Regions from separate parts of the Homo sapiens genome. Here all the other regions are linked to region 1. Evidence: chromatin contacts called from ENCODE Hi-C or POLR2A ChIA-PET data. All regions are on one chromosome and are shown on one strand. The core of a region is the stretch at or near the end of the contact, and the rest is flanking DNA. Distances in the headings are between cores, read along the strand shown. Region 1 holds the start of TOMM22-DT (TOMM22 divergent transcript). Region 2 holds the start of RPS19BP1 (ribosomal protein S19 binding protein 1). Region 3 overlaps MICALL1 (MICAL like 1).

Region 1 (4,109 bases), core at 437-2,936:
GGCCTGTTAGGAGCTGAGCCACACAGCAGTAGATCAGCAGCAGGCAAGTGAGAGAAGCTTCATCTGTGTTTACTGCTGTTCACCATCGCTCACATTACTGCCTGAGCTCCACCTCCTGTCAGATCAGCAGCAGTGTTAGATTCTCATAGGAACACAAACCCTTGTGAACAGTGCATGCGAGGGATCTAGGTTGCAAGCTCCTTATGAAAATCTAATGCCTGATGATCTGTCACTGTCTCCCATCACCCCCAGACAGGACTGTCTAGTTGCAGGAAAACAAGCTCAGGGCTCCCACTCATTCTACGTTATAGAATTATTTCATTATATATTACAATGTAATAATAGAAATTCAGTGCACAATAAATGTAATGCACTTGAATCATCCAGAACCCCCCCCCCGACCCCCGGCCACCCCCAACCCACCATCCATGTAAAAACTGTGTTCCATGAAACCAGTCCCTGGTGCCAAAAAGGTTGGGGACCAATGTGTTAGTGAAATAACTTGCGTCTCCACCACTGGCAAAAAGCCCAAGGTCTGGGCTCACCTGCCGCTGCTGCAGTTGCTGCTGTTGCTCCATTTGCAACTTCTCCGTCTCAAAGACAACGGGAAGAACCAGGATCATAAAGGAAGTGGTCCCAATCCACAAGGCTGCCCTGGAAAACCTGCAGAGGAAAATCCCCAGAGGGTGAGCATGAAGACATGCAAACAAAACAGGCAAGAACTACCCAGTAACCAAACCTCTCACATTACATACTCCAATGTTTTTGATAAACGTATTCTACCCGCTCCTTACACCATACTCCTACCAGAGACAGGAGGAGCAGCTATGGTAGCTGTATCATCTAGTGATGGCGGTTTAACATTCTCCTGAGTTCTTACAAAGCTCCTTATTCATTAATTATCTCCAACAATCTGAAATAACCCCCACAACTCCCCTGCCAGGTAAGAATCCCCATTTTACAGAAGAGGAAACTAAGAAAGGATAGGGTACAAGCCCAAGGTCACCCAACACGGGTCTGCTGCTTCCAAACCCCGTGTTCTTTCACAGCACCACGACCATCCCATGCACGTACCCAGTGCCTTTGCCCTCGTTCCTTACCTGTACATTTTCTGAGCCACAAAGAGGGAAAGATCAAAAGTGGCTCCGGCCGCGGACCGGACCCTCTCCGGAAACATCTCCGTCAGGCCCCATAGTCTCTCCGACAGGGTCTCATCTAGCTGTGGTGGAGTAGACGCGGGTCTTAGCCGAAAAAGCGACATCCATTCCTGGCCCCGCTGCGGCACTGGGAGCCGCCGAGCCCCACTGGAGCTAGGGCACCCAGGGCCCAGCAGGGCCCCTAACCCCGCCTCCCAAAGCAGCCGCTTCGCTCCGATCCCGTACCACGCGGATCCCACACCCACGAGCGGGCCCGCTTCCCGCTCTGCACCCCGCGAGGCCCTAGTACCTCCTCATCGTCGTCCTCCTCCAGCTCCTCCTCAGGCTTCTCCGCGTCGCCTTTCGGGAGCAATTCGTCCGGGGACTGGGGTTCCCCTGCACCGGCAGCAGCGACGGCGGCAGCCATGACTGTAGGGGACACCGGAAGCGGAAAGGAGGTGAGCGCAGCCGAACGGCGGACAGAGCTGCTTTTCCGGGAGCCGAGGCGCGAGCCGGGCGAGAGCGGCGCCCTCTAGCCCCGGGTCCTCCAGTGCCCGCAGCGGGTCCGGCAGCCCTGGCCTTATCCGGGCGTCGGGGCTTCGGCGGGCATTAGCAGCAGCTGAGAGGCCTGTGAGAGGTTCTGGGGCGCCACCGCAGTCATTCTGTTCAGCGGGTATAGGGTGAGCTCAGAAACTTGCTTGTTTTTCTTTTTTTCAAATGCGTTGTTTTAATTCCAGGTAATAGAGTTCAGGGGAGAACAAAGATCAAAGGGCTGACTCTGGCAAGATTCTGGGGGCTTGTTTTACTTTAAGTTCACAGCTAAGGTAGGAGTGGCTGAGTGAAAACAACTCAAGAGATGATGAGCCACTGTATTTTTTTTTTTAACAAAAGTTTATTCTTAAATTTACAACAGGCTCCAAGACAACACTTTATTCGAGCATAGGTGGCCAAAGATGTGGCCGGGAATAGAGATGTTTAAAGACGAATGGAGTCAGGCCCACCATCACCGCAGGCCCAAGGGACAGTGGAACAGGTCGCTTTTTGTAAGATTTTAGCTTTTTGTTGTTGTTGTTGTTGTTGGTTTTGTTTTGAGACGGAGTCTCGCTCTGTCGCCCAGACTGGATGGAGTGCAGTGGTGTGATCCCGGCTCACTGCAAGCTCCGCCTCCCAGGTTCAAGCGATTCTCCTGCCTCAGCATGCACCACCAACCACGCCCCGCTAATTTTTTGTATTTTTAGTAGAGACGGGGTTTCACCATTTGGCTAGGCTGGTTTTGAACTCCTGACCTCAAGTGATCTGCCCGCCTCGGCCTCCCAAAGTGCTGGCATTACAGGCATCAGCCACCGCACCTGGCCTATATATAGTTATATATTATATATAATATATATTTTATGTGTGTGTATATATATACGTATATATGTATATATATGTATATATGTGTATATATGTATATATGTGTATATAGGTATGTGTATATATGTATATATATACATACGTATACATATATACGTATTATGTATATATACATACACACATATACACACACACACACACACACACATACATATATATATAAAGACAGGGTTTCACTGTGTTGCCTAGGCTGGTCTTGAACTCCGAGACTCAAGCAATCCGACTGCCTCAGCCTCCCCAAGTCCTAGGATTACAGGCCTATGCCACTGCGCCCCACCTTGCCGGATTTCTTAATTCGGCCTGTGACCAGGGCCAAAGATTTATCTTCCTTGTCCATCTCCTTGGCCTGCTTCTTGGGCTGTTTTAGAGAGACACTGATCCAGTTTCGTTTTCCTGAGCCATGTTTTACTTGGTAGGAATAAATTAGTGTCTTGCAGGTCTTTTGGGAAAACATCAGGTAAATCTTCCCTATGTACCAAACAAAGGTAAGAGTTAACACCTAAATACCAGGTGCTCTGGTGCCTGTGGGTGTGGGTGGGTGCGGTGTGTCCTCCTTTAATCTTCACAGCAGCTCACTGGGGTAGGCACTGTTATCCCCATTTTAGAAATGAGGAAACTGAGGCATAGTACATAGATTTCTAGTAAGTAGGTGAGCTGGTCAGAAAGTATGCAGATATAAATTTTTGTTTGAGTTTGTGTGTTTGTTTTTGAGATGGAGTCTTGCTCTGTCGCCCAGGCTGGAGTGCAGTGGCATGATCTCAGCTCACTGCAACCTCCTGGGCTCAAGCGATTCTCCCGCCTCAGCCTCCCAAGTAGCTGGGACTACAGGTGTGTGCCACCATGCCTGGCTAACTTTTTGTATTTTTAGTAGAGATGGGATTTCACCATGTCGGCCAGGCTGGTCTAAAACTCGTGACCTCAGGTGATCCACCCGCCTTGGCTTCCCAAAGTGCTGGGATTACAGGTATGAGCCACTGCTCCCAGCCTCTATCAGATGCTTTCATAATAGTACAGTAAATGGAAATGTCCTTGTCCCACACCCTCCCCAGCATTAGGTGTTATCCATCTTTTTACTTTTTGCCTATATGATGGATGTAAGTGCTTCTTTTTAAAATGTGCCCCATGTTATTAAACAGGGTAATTTGATAAACACCTTTAGCCAACTGAACCTGGAATCAGAGACTCCCAGGATGGGAGAGTCCAAATCCTTCTGTGATGCATGAGGATGCAGTAATGAGCATTTGTCCTGTGTCTCACACTCCTTCCGATACAGTCCCCAGGCCTCCCTTTCATCTTTGGACAGGGCATCTCTATCAGACACTTTTTTGTGTTTGTTTGTTTGTTTTTTGTGATGGAGGCTGGAGTGCAGTGGCGCAATCTCGGCTCACTGCAACCTCTGCCTCCCGAGTTCAAGTGATTCTCCTGCCTCAGTCTCCTGAGTAGCTGGGATTACAGGCATGGCCCCGGCTATTTTTAATAGAGATGGGGTTTCGCCATGTTGTCCAGGCTGGTCTCGAACTCCTGACCTCAAGTGATCCAGCCTCCTTGACCACCCAACAT
Region 2 (4,109 bases), core at 870-3,369, 850 kb before region 1:
GCTGGGCTGCGGACGCTGCAGGGGTCCACCTGGCACGTTGGCAGAAAACTCCTCCACCCGGGGGACCGTGGGCTGATTCAGCCTAGATCGGGAGGAGGACAGAGCTTGGTCCTTTGCCCTCCTGAGAGGCTGACTCGCTGCACATCCCACGACCTCCTGGGCCTCAACCCAGCGGCTCACTGGCGTCCCAAACTCAGCTCTCATCCACTCATTTCGTGCGTTTCTGAACTCTTACCGTATGCCAAGCACTGTTCCAGGCGCTAGGGATATAACAATGAACAAAACAAAGATCCCTGCCTTGCGGAGCTTACAGTGGGGTATGGGCGGGGAAACAGACAATACGCAATACACATAATAAGTAAGACAACAATCCGGCTATGTTAGAAGCAGGAAGGAGGCATATGTCTGAACAGTCACTGGGTTCCAGGCCCCACACTCCCCTTAGGACAAAATCATGGAGTCTGAGGCCTTTGCGACCCTCCAGCCCAGCATGGCATCCTGAAGGGCCACTCGTGTGTCACAGGGGATAGGTCCTCGCTACAGCGGTCTCCGCCTAGAACAATCCCCGCTGCCCATACATGGTCAGCTCCTCCTCACCCTCCAGGGGCCTACCTGACCCCATGGCTTGACAGGCCCCACCCAGCACCACAGCACTGCTCTCCCTGGTGGCTGGGACAGGAGCGCCCCCACAAATCCTGCGGCCAGGCTGCCAGTCTTAACTCCCACCCCTGACTCCACCCGTGTGACCTTCGCCTCTCTGTGTTTGTTTCCTCGTCTGTAAAATGCAAAAGACAATTCCTACCTGGAAGGGTAGGGGGGATAAACAAGTTAACAAATGTAAAGCACGTAGAACAGCACAAATGCTTGAGTTTGTGTTGGTTGTTATTATTACTCTCTAGCCGATGGAGCTTAAACGGTGTGGTCTATCCCGGAGGACGAACTCCAGGTCCCACACTCTGTGGTGTCAAGTACACAGAAGGCCCTCAGAACCCGGCTGAGTGAACCCAGTGGTCCCTTCTGATTCACCGTTCACTTATTGCGTGTCTTCTCCATGCCAGGTGCTGGGCTGCCAGCTGCAGATGGAGCAGCGAACAAGCCCAGGGCTCCTCCCCCAGGTAAGCAGTGTCACTTCTAGGCCAGAGGGGCTCAAATGTTTTGGTCTAAGAAGCTTCTTACATTTAAAACTTCAGAATCCCCTCACTCCTGTAATCCCAGCACTTTGGGAGGCTGAGGTGGGCGGATCACTTGAGGTCCGGAGTTCAAGACCAGCCTGGCCAACATGGCAAAACCCCGTCTCTACTAAAAATTTTTTAAAAAGAAAATTAGCCGGCCGTGGTGGCGGGCGTCTGTAATCTCAGTTACTCGGGAGGCTAAGGCAAAAGAATCGCTTGAACCCGGGAGGCGGAAGTTGCAGTGAGCCGAGATCGCTGCACTCCAGCCTGGGCGACAGAGCGAGATTCCGTCTCAAAAAAAAAATTAATTTAATTAAATAAAATAAATTTTAAAAAATTCAGGATCCCAAAGAACTTTTGTATGTAGGCAACTGATATTTGCCATACTAGAAACTAAAACAAAAATTTTACATATTCATTAATTCACTTAAAATGACAATAAACCCATTGCTTGGTAACATAAACAACGTATTTTATGAGAAATAATTGTAGTTTTCAAAACAAAGATATGTCTTTAATGTCTGGCTTAAGGGAAGACAACTGGATTCTCATGCTGCACTCAACCTGTGCGATACCTAGTGCTGGTTGAAGTATATGAAAAACACTCCGCCCTGTCCCCATCCTAGCCCGCCACGGAGCCACGAGACCCGAGAGGATTGGCCAACCCGGCGGAGCAGGTTGCGGACGGCTTCCGGGGAAGGAGGGGACTGAGCGCCAGGAGCCAGGTAGATTGGGATTGAGTAACACATGTGTCTTTCTGCGCCTTGGACCCGCCTCCAGTTTCCGCCCCTTCTTCCGCTCAAGTGTAAACCCCTAACGCATGCGTCCTAAGAAAGATGGGCACTTCCGCCCATCCCCCTCCGGATCCCTCTGTTCGGGCTCGGGTTTCCGCCGAGACGACAGGGACTGCCAGGTCGGAAGTAGTGTGAGGCTCGTGGGCGGAGCCAAGCGCCGCCATGTCCGCCGCCCTGCTGCGGCGGGGCCTGGAGCTGCTGGCGGCGTCCGAGGGTGAGGAGGGCTGGCCAGGGGACGTCCGGCGCGGGCAGGAGGATGGTAGTGGCTGCGGGCGGGAGCCCTGGATGGAAAACAATCCAGGCCGGGCTTAGCCCCAGTGGCATGGGAACGCTGCGCGCCCTCTGACCTGGGTCTCTTCCTCTCTCTTCCCCTACAGCCCCCCGGGACCCTCCAGGTCAGGCCAAGCCGAGAGGGGCTCCGGTGAAACGGCCCCGGAAGACGAAGGCAATTCAGGCCCAGAAACTGCGGAACTCGGCCAAGGGAAAGGTGCCCAAGTCGGCACTGGGTAAGTTCGGGAAGGGGCTGAAAGTGCTGCCTCCGGTGCTGGGACCTGCGCCCCAGAGGAGGTGGCGCTTGAGGCAGGGCTTGAAGCGTTCGCCCGGTATTGCTAGACCTACTGTGTGCCAGGCGCGGAGCGGGGCCCTGGACATACGAAGGTGACAGAACACGCCACCGTCCTGGTCCTCGTGGACTACGGCCCTAGTGGGGAGAGAAGCATCAAAGAATATCAAACCCAGTGTGTCATTGCTAAGTGCATTGAAGCCTATGAATTAAAAGACTACGGTACTCTGATGGGGACTTAGGCCAAGTCAGCCTTCTCTGAGGAAGCGACATTTCAGCCGAGAGCTGAAGGATGTATAAGAGTGAGCTAGGTGAAAAGTAGGAGAATATTCTAGGAAGAATAGTATGTGCAAAGGTCCTGAGTCAGAAAGGAGGTTGTTGCCTTTGAGAATTTGAAAAAATAAAGGCTGGTAAAGGTGACCTAGTGAATGAGGATCAAAGATGGAGCATTTAAACACATTCACTAACACTCTGTACCAGGTGCTGATTCTAAGTGCTGTACAAATGTAAGCTCGTTTGATCCTTACAGCAGCCCTTTGAGGTCGATACTACTATCACCCCCGTTTTACAGATTCAGAAAAAGGCACCTGCCCAGGTGGTACAGGCATTGTGGCTGCCCGGGCATTGTGTCTCCAGAGTGCTGCTATTACCTACTCCATTGAAATAGGACATGCTGTGGCCTGGGCAGTGGCTATAGCAGCAGAGATAACAAGAGAATTGTGCAGGTGGAAAATATGTTAAAGAGGGGGCAGCAGAGAATTTCAGCCTTTAGAGGGGTTTTAGTGGTGAATTGGCTGTGAAGGTGGAGCCTAGTTTCTTGGGGGACGTAGTGTCACTTAATAGACATAAAGACTTTCGGAGGGGCTGGTGTAGGCAAGATGGTGATATTTTGACATGTGTCAGGACGTGGCAAGCTCTTACTGTGTCTGAATCCCTAGAGTCTAATGCATAAAAGATGTTAAAGTATTTGTTAAAAGAATTATGAATTCCAAGGAGGAAATACAACTTAAGCCAAAGTCTGGAGGCAGGAAAGTGAGACAGGTTTGAGCCCCAGCGATACTTGCCATGAAGCAGGAGTGTGGAGTGCCAGAGGTCATTCCCATCTGTCCCAGCCCTTGTCTCACTGTCGTGTCCTGGGTGCTCACCCACCTCCCCTGTTGGATGGAAGCTCCTAAAGGCACACACCTCCTTGGGCTTGTCCGCAGCCTTGGTGTCCACCACAGGTTTTGGCACATAGATGCTGAGTGAGAGGAATGGCAAGCCTCGCAGCCAATGGAAAGAACACCTCTGCAGCTGCCACTTTGCTCCAAGCTGCATCGTCTCTTGCCTGAATTATTGCAGAAGCCTAGCCGGTCTCCTGCCTTCCACATGCCCCTCCCCCCGTAATCTTGTTCTCAACAGCAACCAAAGTGATCGTGTAAAATCAGAAGTCATTCCTTGTTTTTCCTCTGGGTGGCTCTCATTGTAGTCACTAAAAGGTGGCGGTCTTAGGGTGCCTGACAAGGGCTATATGACCTACCCCCACCCCCAGCCAAACTTGGTCTCTTCCTGCTACCCACTCCCCCTACTCCAGCTGTTTTT
Region 3 (4,109 bases), core at 536-3,035, 750 kb after region 1:
GGAGAATTGCTTGAACCTGGGAGGTGGAGGTTGCAGTGAGCTCAGATCACGCCACTGCACTCCAGCCTGGGCAACAGAGTGAGACTCTGTCTCAAAAAAAAAAAAAAAAAAGTAAATATCCTTAGCCAAGCGTGGTGGTGGGCGCCTGTAATCCCAGCTACTGGGGAGGCTGAGGCAGGAAAATCGCTTGAACCTGGGAGGCGGAGGTTGCAGTGAGCTGAGTTCACGCCATTGCACTTCAGCCTGGATGTCACAGTGACACTCCATCTCAAAAAAATAATAGGCCGGGTGCGGTGGCTCACGCCTGTAATCCCAGCACTTTGGGAGGCCGAGGTGGGCGGATCACGAGGTCAGGAGATCAAGACCATCCTGGCTAACACGATGAAACCTTGTCTCTACTAAAAATACAAAAATTAGCCGGGTGTGGTGGCGGGCGCCTGTAGTCCCAGCTACACGGGAGGCTGAGGCAGGAGAATGGCGTAAACCCAGGAGGCGGAGCGTGCAGTAAGCCAAGATCGTGCCACTGCACTCCAGCCTAGGCGACAGAGCGAGACTCTGACTCAAAAAAATAAAATAAAATAAAATAATAATAATAACAAATAGGGCCAGGGCTTGGCGCGGTGGCTCACGCCTGTAATCCTAGCACTTTGGGAGGCGGAGGCGGGTGGATCACGAGGTCAGGAGATCGAGACCATCCTGGCTAACATGGTGAAACCCCGTCTCTACTAAAAATACAAACAATTAGCCGGGCGGGGTGGCAGGTGCCTGTAGTCCCAGCTACTAGGGAGGCTGAGGCAGGAGAATGGTGTCAACCTGGGGAGGCGGAGCTTGCAGTGAGCCGAGATTGTGCCACTGCCCTCCAGCCTGGGCAACAGAGTGAGACTCCATCTCAAAAAATAAAATAAAAATAAATAAATAAATAAAATAAAATAAATAAATAAATAGAGCCAGGCGCAGTGGCTCATGCCTGTAATCCCAGCACTTTGGGAGGCTAAGGTGGGTGGATCACAAGGTCAGGAGATCGAGACCATCCTGGCTAACATGGTGAAACCTGGTCTCTACTAAAAACACAAAAAATTAGCCGGGCGTGGTGGCAGGCGCCTGTAGTCCCAGTTACTTGGGAGGCTCAGGCAGGAAAATGGCGTGAACCCGGGAGGCAGAGCTTGCAGTGAGCCGAGATCGCGCCACTGCACTCCAGCCTGGGCGACAGAGTGAGACTCTGTCTCAAAAAAAAAATAATAATAATAAATAAATAAATACCCCCCCCCAAAATAAATAAATAAATATCCTGAAGCCCCCTCAGCCACTGCCCCTTTCCCCTATGGCCTCACCTTGCCAAAATTGAGGAGCAGGTGGCCCAACCTGGTTCTGGGGACAGAGCAGGGCCTCCAAATCACCACCCAAGTTTGAATCCCACTTTGCCATTTTCCATATCTGGGGCCTGGGTAAGTTATGTCCCCAGTCTACACGTGGGGAAACTGAGACTCAGGGACATGAAATCTTTGACCAGTGTCACACAGTGAAGGTGGAGCTGGTATTTGAACCTGGCAGCCTGATGCCCCCAAGCAATGGCCCTCATGGTGTACTGTACTCGGAGCCTCATACACCAGCTTCACCTTCCAAAAGCAACATCCGGGACAGGCTGACAAGCCCGGGACGCACAGCCACCACACGGGGGCTGGAAAAGCCACAGTAAGCCCTGGGGCCGGGCTAGCCAGGGAGGCAGAGGAGCCGTGCCCGCTCTGGCCACAGGGCGCCGCTGTGGCTCTGAGTGGTGGCCACGCCCCAGCCTCCTGCAGAGTTGGGAGTGACTCACACAAGGCAGTGGAAGCCTGGGACATTCTGTGGCTTCCCCTGGGACACTCCAGCCTCCCAAATTCCCCAGTCAGTAGACAGTTCCCCTGCCACCATCCCCACAGTCTGGAGGGGCTGTGTGTGCAGGGACAGCCCCAGATCAGAGACATGGATGGAAGCCCAGCCCCGTCACCAACAGCCAAGTCCCTTGACCTCTCTGGCCCTCCACTTCCCATCTGTCAAGATGGCCCTTGCCCAGGGCTGGCACCATGCCTGAGCCATAAGAAAGTGGTCAAAAGCTTTGGCTCCCAACTCTGGAATCTCCATAGTCCTGGGGTCTCTGCCTGCAGCTGCGGTTCACTGCATTCCACGGTCACAGGGCGTGTGAGGAGCCCTCCTCACCAAACCCCAACTCGGCCACATGGTAACCATCAGCCATCAGCCCTTCAGAGGGTACAGAGTCCACGTCCACTGTCTCCTGGTCCCAAGAACACCCGAGGACGTGGGGACCTTCATTCCCATCTTACACCTGAAGCCACTGAGGCTCAGTGAGGCTAAGAATCCTGCCCAAGGTCACACAGCAAGTTAGTGGCAGAAGAAGGAACAGTCTGACCCACGCACAAAACAGGCTGGGCTGGTCCTGGGCCTGATCTTCATTCACTGAGAGCCTGTCATCCCTGGTCCCTCGGACGTCCACACCCTACACTGTCTGTGCGGTTCCTTCTCCTACCACAGCCCCAGCCAGCTTACTGCCTGTTACAGTCTCTCCCATCCTTGGGGGTGACCCAGACAGCCCTGCCCCGCACCTCCTCCTCTGGCCCTGTCCCCAGTCTGCCTGTGCATCCTACTGGGGTTTTGTCTGCCCGCTCCCCCACTCCTCCGTGTCACCAGGCCCCAGGGCAGGTGCCAGGGGAGTGCCAGTGGCTGCACTCACCTGGCTTATTGAGGAGGCACCGGAGCTCATACTCGACATCAGCCTGGCGCTGCTCCAGGTTCTGCTGCTTGAAGCTAGGGGTGGGAATAAGGTGACTCTTAACAATTCTGCCCGAGCCCCGGCTGCCCTGCCCTGCGCTGTTACTGATGAGGGAAGAGGGTAAGGGTTCTCCATTCTAAGCTCTACGGATTCCAGGGAGGGATGCCCCAGGCGGGGGGACTCACACATAGATGAGCTCGGACTCTCGCCGCACCAGTAGGTGCTTCTCGTGGATGAGCTTGAACCAGTCCACCAGCATGTCATCCTCACGGCCCTCTGGAAGCCAGATACCCACTGAGGCCAGGGCTGGCTGCCATGCCTGGCTCAGTTCCCCGGGGAATAGAGGCTCCTGCCCCCAGCCCCACCCAGCAGGCCCTCCCAGCCGCTCCCGCACCATTCAGGCCGCCACGCAGCTTCTCCTCCAGCAGCACCCCACGGTGCTCCAGGGCATCCAGCCGGCGCTCAATGGTATCCATCTCTCCATGGATGTCCTCCTCAGGGATGTACTGGTCAGCCTGGACCTGCCCAACAGTGCCTGGTCACCTGACGGCCTGCCTGGTTGCTGCCAGGAGCCTTGCCCTCTTCTCTGGCCAGCATTGGCCACTGGTGGCTCCAGGGCCCGGGCCCTGTCCCCCACCCCAGCATGGTAAGAAGGCAGGGTCCCAGTGGGGAAGGGGCCAGTGTGGGGACAGCCACAACCCTGCATGCCACTGGTCCCAGCACCAACAGACACTCCAGAAGGTGGCATGACTCCCTGCCCTTCACGGAAACGCCTCCTCTCTGCCACTCCAGAAAGGGTATCACAATGTCAGTGAGAGTGACCTTATTACAGAGATAAACTTGAGAACACTCTAATCAGCTTAAGTAGCAGTGTTATCATGAGTGCTTGATACTTGAACTTGTTAGTAACAAATTAAATGCACCACCCACTGCTTTTGGTGGTGAAGGGCTGATCTGCTCCAAATCCCTCCAGGCTGCAAGCTAGACCTTCCAGTTGGGCCGCCAAGAGTGCTCTCTTGAGCATCTGAGGCCCACTGCCTAGCCAGCCAGCCTCCTTAGAGTCCCAGGGGAAGACTGCAGCTGCAGAGTGGGGGTTGCCAGCCCAGGCCAGCCTGGTCTCGGGGGGCTCCCAGCTGGTACCTTGCGTTTGATGAGTGGAAAGCCGTGTCCAGGGGCAGGTGGCCTCACTGGCTTGGATCCCTTGGTGGCCTTCTTTGTGGCTGGGGACGCTGCAGGTGATGGCTTCCGGTTAAAAGGATTCTCCTTGCAGGAGGACTAAAGGGAAGGAGACATGACAGAGGGTGAGCCTGGGAAGAGGGCACGTGAGACCCCAGCAGCCTCA

The links. A loop is a pair of places that touch in the nucleus more often than their neighbours do. ChIA-PET counts read pairs that join two places held with the same protein, here RNA polymerase II (POLR2A). Pooled maps may share reads with other maps.
Region 2: a loop to region 1 is called in a pooled map, with 7 times the contacts of the local background. The contact joins the promoter of RPS19BP1 here to the promoter of TOMM22-DT in region 1. A Hi-C loop is called at or near these places in 1 of 50 pooled maps. POLR2A ChIA-PET finds 5 or more read pairs at or near these places in 3 of 52 experiments (PC-9, activated CD4-positive, alpha-beta T cell and activated T-cell).
Region 3: a loop to region 1 is called in a pooled map, with 3 times the contacts of the local background. The contact joins the enhancer-like site here to the promoter of TOMM22-DT in region 1. A Hi-C loop is called at or near these places in 1 of 50 pooled maps. POLR2A ChIA-PET finds 5 or more read pairs at or near these places in 3 of 52 experiments (H1, RWPE1 and naive thymus-derived CD8-positive, alpha-beta T cell).

What each region holds. Positions count from the first base shown.
Region 1 is chr22:38,679,433-38,683,541 of GRCh38, reverse strand. It overlaps TOMM22-DT (TOMM22 divergent transcript), which reads left to right and starts at 1,686. Exons shown (of 2, transcript XR_007068097.1): 1 at 1,686-1,816. TOMM22 (translocase of outer mitochondrial membrane 22) reads right to left here and starts at 1,585. Exons shown (of 4, transcript NM_020243.5): 1 at 1,447-1,585; 2 at 1,101-1,219; 3 at 546-663. The coding sequence starts at 1,563. RefSeq lists silencers at 1,242-1,291, 1,682-1,751 and enhancers at 1,482-1,551, 598-1,797.
Region 2 is chr22:39,530,758-39,534,866 of GRCh38, reverse strand. RPS19BP1 (ribosomal protein S19 binding protein 1) reads left to right here and starts at 2,119. Exons shown (of 4, transcript NM_194326.4): 1 at 2,119-2,180; 2 at 2,344-2,472. The coding sequence starts at 2,129. RefSeq lists silencers at 1-123, 2,195-2,354, 2,535-2,664 and enhancers at 1,925-1,974, 2,025-2,084, 1,874-2,389, 2,390-2,905.
Region 3 is chr22:37,931,732-37,935,840 of GRCh38, reverse strand. It overlaps MICALL1 (MICAL like 1), which reads right to left. Exons shown (of 16, transcript NM_033386.4): 10 at 3,908-4,042; 11 at 3,162-3,288; 12 at 2,953-3,043; 13 at 2,729-2,802. Among named protein-coding and RNA genes, the nearest start is that of C22orf23, 20 kb to the left of the region's middle. RefSeq lists enhancers at 1,205-2,006, 2,007-2,809. Within about 2 kb of position 1,785, at least 23 of the 41 ENCODE cell types and tissues checked have a DNase peak (open chromatin) inside an H3K27ac peak, as active enhancers do.